Linked DNA regions of Homo sapiens: region 2 is linked to region 1. A link is an interaction called in ENCODE POLR2A ChIA-PET data of the cell type or tissue named here. Cell type or tissue: K562. All regions are shown on one strand.

Evidence for each region. ChIA-PET counts read pairs that join two places held together with the same protein. Peaks named below come from ENCODE experiments on the same cell type or tissue, not always from the same donor. Only the 100,000 strongest peaks of a DNase experiment are listed, where the experiment ranks them.
Region 2: POLR2A ChIA-PET joins it to region 1 with 6 read pairs; 3 of 35 experiments call an interaction of 5 or more read pairs at or near these places.

Annotation. Positions count from the first base shown.
Region 1 is chr6:135,375,341-135,379,340 of GRCh38, forward strand. All of the region lies in intron 23 of AHI1 (Abelson helper integration site 1), which reads right to left. Among named protein-coding and RNA genes, the nearest start is that of AHI1, 120 kb to the right of the region's middle. In K562, no CTCF peak of the experiment used is centred here; no DNase peak of the experiment used is centred here.
Region 2 is chr6:135,260,958-135,264,957 of GRCh38, forward strand. No RefSeq gene overlaps it. Among named protein-coding and RNA genes, the nearest start is that of MIR548A2, 24 kb to the left of the region's middle. RefSeq lists a silencer at 2,912-3,114. In K562, no CTCF peak of the experiment used is centred here; a DNase peak (open chromatin) is centred at 1,597.

The DNA of each region.
Region 1 (4,000 bases):
TCAATATTAGTATATATCATAAAAAGCCTCTGTAACTAAAATAATGCAATATTAACACGAGTAGCCATGTAGATGAACAGAATAGATTAAAATGTTTAGAAAAAGATTCAAGTACATACGGTTTATGAAGAAGAAGAGATGTTTTCATATACATGGTGTTGGGACAATATGTTGGGGACAAGTGGATGGACATTTTGAAAAATAAATTGAATCCATACTTTGCAACATTTGTACTGCAAAGTCAAAAGCCAAATGACAAAATGGGAAAAATATTTGTAGCCTTTATTATTGATAAATGACAAGGCTCCCTATTATGTCAAACGAAAGCATACAAATATACAATAAAGACAACTGGGAATATCAATATAAACTTGATTTTGTAAAAATATATTTTCAAGTTATGTTCACTGAAAGGATCTAGAAGGAATGATTCCCCAATAGCAATGAGTGTACTTAGTCCCAGATTTTAGTTTCTAAATTGCATTACCTACTAATAGTATCAGAGTTCTTTGGAGAAATGACTGATTCCAGCTCTGGGGTAGGGATAGTACCAGATGAACTTAGGACATTATAAGCACAGAAGTGCTCAAAGGCTAACTGGTTCATATCAAAGGACATAAGAGCAGGAATGAATGGGCTCTCCTTTGCCAAATTGGGGACAATTTGAGCCACACTCAAAAAATGTTAGAAAAGTAGTACAACAAATTGAATGAAAAAAACCCATAGTACTCATATAGAAAGAAAGACAGGAATGGGGGGCGGGGCGGGGCGCAGTGGTGGGGGCAAAGAAAACACTCTACTGAAGAATAAGGTGATAACAGCACTAGAAAACACCATTTTGTATCCTCAGCCCACTACAATAATTATTTCAGGCTAGGATCATCAATGGACACTGAAATCACTAAGTAGGGTTACTAAGCCCACTAAGTAAGGAACACACACAAAGAACAAAGGAAGGTTGGGAACAAGATATTCACATGGCCTTAAAGTATCATTCCACAGATTATTCAACAATTACAAAGAAAAGAAAATTAATTTTTACAATGAAGAGATCTGGTGTTCACCACCTTAATTAAGGACTAAACTTGACAACACCAAAAGTGGGACAAGCTGACATGATATGCACCCGATATGATGCAAACCATTTACATGTACTTTGTAGATTTTTTTTATAGTATTTTTGCCAAAAAAGTTTAGCCTGAATATAATCAGGATGAAATACATTCAAAATGTTGGACATTTTATAAGACAGTGGGTCGAAGGCCGGGCGCAGTGGCTCACGCCTATAATCCCAGCACTTTGGGAGGCCAAGGTGGGCAGATCACGAGGTCAGGAGTTCGAGACCAGCCTGACCAACATGGTGAAACCCCATCTCTACTAAAAATACAAAAATTAGCTGGGCTTGGTGACGCATGCCTGTAATCCCAGCTACTCGGGAGGCTGAGGCAGGAGAATCACCTGAACCCGGGAGGCAAAGGTTGCAGTGAGCTGAGATCGCATCATTGCAATCCAGCCTCGGTGACAGAGCGAGACTCCATCTCAAAAAAAAAAAAAAAAAAAAAAAAAAAAAAAAAAAAAAAAGTTGGTCCAGTTTGACTCAAAAGTCAATGTCATAACAACCAAAGAAAGATTCTAGATTAACTGATATTAATGACACGACAAGCAATTTAAGTATGAATCTGGACTGGATGCTGAATAAAATAAGCAAGCAAACAAAAAACTGCTTGAGACTTATTTGACACAATTACGGAAATCTGAATACGAACTGTTTATTAGATTAGAATCTTGGTTATTTTTCTTAGGTATGATAATGGTACTGTGGTTAGACAGTAAAATATCCTTACTTTAGCAAATGTATGATGAAGTTTTGGGAAGGAAGAAGAAAATGCAAATTTAGGGGTTTTATTTTACATTTTTCCAATTTTTTATGGTTAAAAAAAATTTCAAAATAAAGTTGGGGAATAATAGGCCCTGAATAGACATTTAATTATCTTACAGTAGGCAAACTGAATCTTCAACAGTTTTGCCTGAATAGACGATTATCTTACAGTAGGCCACCGAATCTTTAACAGTTTTGAACACTGTAAAATATTCCACATAAGCAGAGTAATCTGGCTTTGAGTTATTTATTTATTTATTTATTTATTTATTTATTTATGATACAGGGTCTTGCTTGGTTGCCCAGGATGGAGTGCAGCGGCATAATCATGGCTCACTGCAGCCTTGATCTCCTGGGCTCAAGTGATGCTTCCACCTCAGCCACCCGAGTAGTGGGACTACAGGCATGTACCACCACACTCAGCTACTTTTTAAATTTTTTTGTAGTAACGGGGTCTCACTATGTTGCCCAGGCTTGTCTTGAATTCCTGGCCTCAAGCAATCTTCCTGCCCCAACCTCCCAAAGTACCAGGCGCATGAACCACTGAGCCCAGCCTGAGTTCTTATTTTAAAAATGTCTCAGCATTATTAAAAGCAATTAGAAAACAAATAGAGCACTCCTTCTCAACTCTGGATTTATCAGATCACCTTCCTAAACATAAGAGAAAGCTAAAAAATTAATGCATGAATGAATAAATATTATATATTTATATTCTACATGTTGACTGCTCTATTCAATAAATTTACTATGTTTATTGAAAAATAATGTTTTCTGGGAAAATTACTGTCCCAACCAGAGATATCAGTTATTTATAATTCTCCATGATTAGTATTTGTTCCTTTACAATTAGAAAAAAACATACTTCAAGGGATAATTTATTAGTATAATATGCCCTGACTCTGGGGCCATTCTGCATGTATTAGAAGACTGGCTCTGACAATTGTTAGATATGTGATCTTGGACTAGTTATTTGCAACTCACATCTCTGGGAAGACCTTCTTGGGCTATGCCAGTCTTTAATAATCTGTATTATTTATTCCCAAATATTAGTCAAAAATAAAATTCACTGATAAAATGAATACATAAAGTTAGCAGATTTAATAGACTTCTAAACTAATGCCCAAATAATTTAATTGTGCTAACCAATAATCAAATACCAACTATACTAATTTCTACCTAAAACCATAAAGAGTTGCCTACAATTTTTAGTATTTGATAAATTTCCTCAGTAAACTCTAATATGGATTGAAGTCTGTTCAAATCGTATCGTTTGTGACATGCTCTATATATTCTATCTGAGGCTAGCAGGATGTGTTCCTAATAAAGCCTGCCACATATTTATTACACTGGCAAAGCCAACAAACTTCAATTCTGTGTGTTCAATCCTTAAAATATAATTTAATATCTGTCTTTAACATTATTTTAACAATAATGTTATAGATTGAAAGTAGATTAACAATAGATTAACATAGATTTAACAATATATTATGGACTGAAAATCAAAAGTATAAATATAACAAGGATAAGAAAGGTAAATTTATAATTTCAGTATTTCCTTTTTACTGATTTGTTATTACAATGCAGAGTTAAAAAAATACAACAACAAAAGAAGCTTCTTGTATTTTCTTGTTTCCTCCTTTTTTTCCTTACTGTCTTTCTGGGTAAGAAACATCCAAGTTATCCACCTCATAGTCACCCCTAATAGTTCTTAGTTTCTTTTCACTAAATAGCCTCTTCCAGCTTATCTCATTAACTCCCATGGGCTCAAATACCACACATATACCAATGACTCCTTCATCTATACTTACACTCTAAGCCTATATTCCAAAATACACTGTATAGTTCCTAGCACAGGGCTTGACTCATAGTAGGATATTTAATAAATGAGGTTCAAATGATTGAGCAAGCTATTAGATATCGTGTTTCAGAAATGCCATAATATCTTGTAGGCATTTCAAACTTAATATATCTAAAATACAATTCATTATCTTCCTCTCAATATTCCTGTATCTCCTATTTTCATTTATGGATTGCTATCCACTCATTCACCTAAATTAGAAGCCTCTGGCACCCTCAAATTCTACTTCTCTATCTTCACTCACATTCTAGACCTCCACGTTA
Region 2 (4,000 bases), 110 kb before region 1:
TTATTTTGTTTTTTTTTTTTTTTAAATAAAGACAGGGTTTCACCATGTTGCCCAGGCTGGTCTCGAACTCAAGAACTGAGCTCAAGCAATCTGCCTGCCTCCATCTCCCAGACTGCTGGGACTACAGGTGCAAGCCACTGCACCCGGCTACTTTTTAATTTTTCAAAATACTGCATTAAGAGTATTTATCTTGGCTGGGCGCGGTGGCTCACGCCTGTAATCCCAGCAGTTTGGGAGGCCGAGGCGGGCGGATCACGAGGTCAGGAGATCAAGACCGTCCTGGCTAACACGGTGAAACCCCGTCTCTACTAAAAAAAAAAATACAAAAAATTAGCCGGGCGTAGTTGCAGGCGCCTGTAGTCCCAGCTACTCGGGAGGCTGAGGCAGGAGAATGGCGTGAACCCGGGAGGCGGAGCTTGCAGTGAGCTGAGATCACGCCACTGCCCTCCAGCCTGGGCAGCAGAGTGAGACGCCATCTCAAAAAAAAAAAAAGTGTGTTTATCTTGATTACTGAGTTTTTTGATGCCCCTTAAATTTTGTGCCTGGGGTGCCTTGCTTGCCTCATCCTAGACCTGGCCCTGTTAAGAACCCCAGTTACAAGGGAGTCTTAGAAATACCGTTTTTAGCTTTTCATCCTCTGTGGTACTGACGGCACCATGGAAGAGGCTGGGATGAAGGTAGCACCATCTACGAGAGCCCTGTCAACTTGGCTAGGGCTGTAGAATCCAGCTGTTTGGTCAAACACCAGTCCAGATGTTGCTGTGAGGTATTTTAAATAAATATTTTATTTTGTAAGAAAAATAACAAACTTTTTTGGAAACAGTCTCTCTCTGTCACCCAGGCTTGAGTGCCATGTCCCTATCATAACTCACTGCAGCCTGGAACTCCTGGGCTCAGGCAATCCTCCTGCCTCACCCTCCCAAGTAGCTAGGACTACAGGTGTGAGTCACCACAATCACCTAGTTTCTTCATTTTTTGTAGAGACGGGGTCTCGCTATGTTGCCTAGGCTCGTCTTGAACTCCTGGCCTCAAACAATGCTCCAGCCTCGACCTCTCAAAGCGTTGGTATTACAGGTATGAGCTACCATGCTGGCTGTTATTTTTTAGATGTGACTGACATTTAAATCTCTGAGTAAAGCAGGTGACCCTCCCTAGTGTGAGTGGCCTCATCTAATCAGTTGAAACCTTCCATAGAGAAACCGAGGTTCCCCTCACTCCTAAGAGGAAGGAACTCTGCCTCCAGACTGCCTTCTGGCTCAAGACAACATCAGCTCTTGCTGGAATTTCCAGTCTGCCCTGCAAACTGCCGGTTCCCACCATTGTATGAGCCAGTTCCTGAAAGTAAATCTTTATCTCTATTTCTATTTCTGTCTCTGTCTCTATTGTCTCTATCCCTATCTCTATCTCTCCTCTTTGGTTCTGTTTCCTGGGAGAACCCTGACTAATACACTTGGAGGAGGTGACAGAGGTGAAGGGCCAGTCTGCTAGCTCTACCACGGTGGAGATGGAAGTAACAATACTGGGTAAAAATACCCTTCATATAGTAGGAGAGAAGGAAGAGGCTAAGTTGGTTCCCAGGTTCCTGTGTGGGTGACCGCGATAAGGACGACAGATGCAGTACCAGATATCTCCATGAGAAAACAGAGCACGTGCTCGTCGTCTTTGGAAGATGCCATTCCCTGATCTCCCACATGCAGCTCTGTTCCAATGCATGAGATCCACCCTGTGTATTTCACACGTTGGTTGCCTGGGACAAGTAATTTGGTTATTTGCTTGCTTATTCATTCATTAAATGCATGCTTATTAAGTGTGTCCTGTGTCAGGTACTATTGCAGGCTTGGGAGAAACAATGGTGAATGAAAGCTGAGATGGCTTCTTTCATGATGTTTTCAATCTAATTCAGAGAGATGTGACAAACAAACACAACACAAACAAAGGGAACAGTGTCAGATAGCGATGTGTGCAGCCGGAACAGTGAAACAGGGCAGTGTGATGGAGGTGCAGGGAGTAGGTGCTGCCTGACACGGCCACTCACGTTGAATATGCCAGGACCTCCATTCCAGCATCACATATGGTCTAAGTGTGGGGGAACATTGACCTGTCCTGTGTGTAATCAGCTAGAATGAAAGGAAAGAGCCCCAGCTTTATATGACAAGTTACTAAAGGAGAACCCGAGCCCAGGACAAATGTCTGTGATGAACACCTTCTTCCTCTCTTAGTCTATTCAGGCTAAAGTACCATAGGCTGGGCAACTTAGAAATACAGACTTTTTTTCCTACCCATTCTGGAAGCTGGGTGCCGGCAGATTTGTTGTTTGGTGGGGGCCTGCTTCCTGGTTCCTAGACGGTGTCTTCTAATGGTATACAAATGTGGTGGAAGGAGTGAGGGTTCTCTCTTGAGCCTCTTTTATAAGGGCACTCATCCTATTCATGGGAGCTCCACCCTTATGACCTAATCACCTCCTAAAGACCCTGCTCCCTAATATCATCACCCTGGGGGTTAGGATTTCAACATGTGAAACTGCAGGGGACATAAACATGCAGGCCATAGCCGTTCTCCATGCTGATAGGTAATGGGCAGTCACTGAATGAGTCTCTGTGAGGCAATGGAGGGGGAGCTGGGTGGCAAGGCCCAGGCCCAGGCTGAGTCTACAAAGAGCAGCATCAGGATCTGCCGGGAGACAGAAGCTCTTTGGGGTGAAGGTGATGCCTCTTCGTTGTTGTGTTTCCAGCAGCGACACAGCATTTGGCACATGGCAAGTCCTCTGTAAATACTGGTTGATGAATTAAGGAATCCCTTGGCTGAAGGTGGAGGGGACCGGCTACTGCGGGACCAGGGAGCCTTTGCATTTTGGATGATTTCTTCATACTTGGGAGAAGTATTTTCCTCCTTCCATAAGACAAGTCCCAGAGCCTTCCAGGTGGGAAGGACTGTCTGGCCAAATGACTCTGACTTTGTCTTTTTTATTTCAACACTTGCTGTTCCCTGGGGGACTACGATTCACTTTAATGCTCCCACCAAAGTGAGGCCAGCTAGTCCTTCCCGTCTGGGAGGCTTTCCTTAGGTTTGCCACCTTAGCACAGCTGAGATGGCCCGGGAATTTAGGAAGCCTTCTTTAGCTGCGAAGGGAGTGGAAAAGACGACTAAGCCAAGAGCATGCATGAGGAATAAAAGCGGTCAGGTTTCTGCTGTCTGGTATTCCTCATCTTTCTATAATTTTCTGGCTTTGGTGCTCCATGCTATGCAGAAAGAACACCAAAAGATGAGTACAGTTTTTCAGACAACCTGACTCAGCCCTAGGCCCATCTTCACAAATAGGGAACAAATCTTACTTCCCTTCCACACTGAAACGGGTATTTGCCATTAAGAAAAGATCACCGGATTCAACAAATCAAAGTATAGGGCACTCAGTTAAATTTGAATTTCATGTAAATAACACAGAATTCTTTGATATAAATATGTCCCAAATATTGCAAGTTCCAAATGTGGCACGAGGCATATGTATCTTAAAAATGATGTACTGTTTATCTGAAATTTAAATTTGACTGGGAGTCTTGTATTTTATCTGGCAACTCAAGGAAAAGATTTGAACCCTGCCACTAGCATAGGGCCTTTCCATTCAGGGCTCATCCCGGGTTCCTGCCTGAGGCCTCCACACCTCCCTCCAGAGTTTGGTGGAACTTTTATAACTGTTCCAATAAGTGGCTTCTCCCTTGACTGGAGACCCTACCCACCTCCATGCCTACACGCGCAGGGGTCCTCGCCTGTCTGGACAGAATCTCAATATCTGAATCATGCATGGAGCATACCAGCCACACAACAGGAATTACACACTTCATCACAGTTTATCTGGTAGGCGTAGAAGAGCTTCGTATTTTTCTTTGGGAACACAAAGCTCAGTTCCCCCAATGACCATGCTGAAAAATCCCAAGGACAGTAAGCTTCATGACAGATACAGTGGCTATTCAGAGGAGAACACATCAATTTCTCTTACATATCA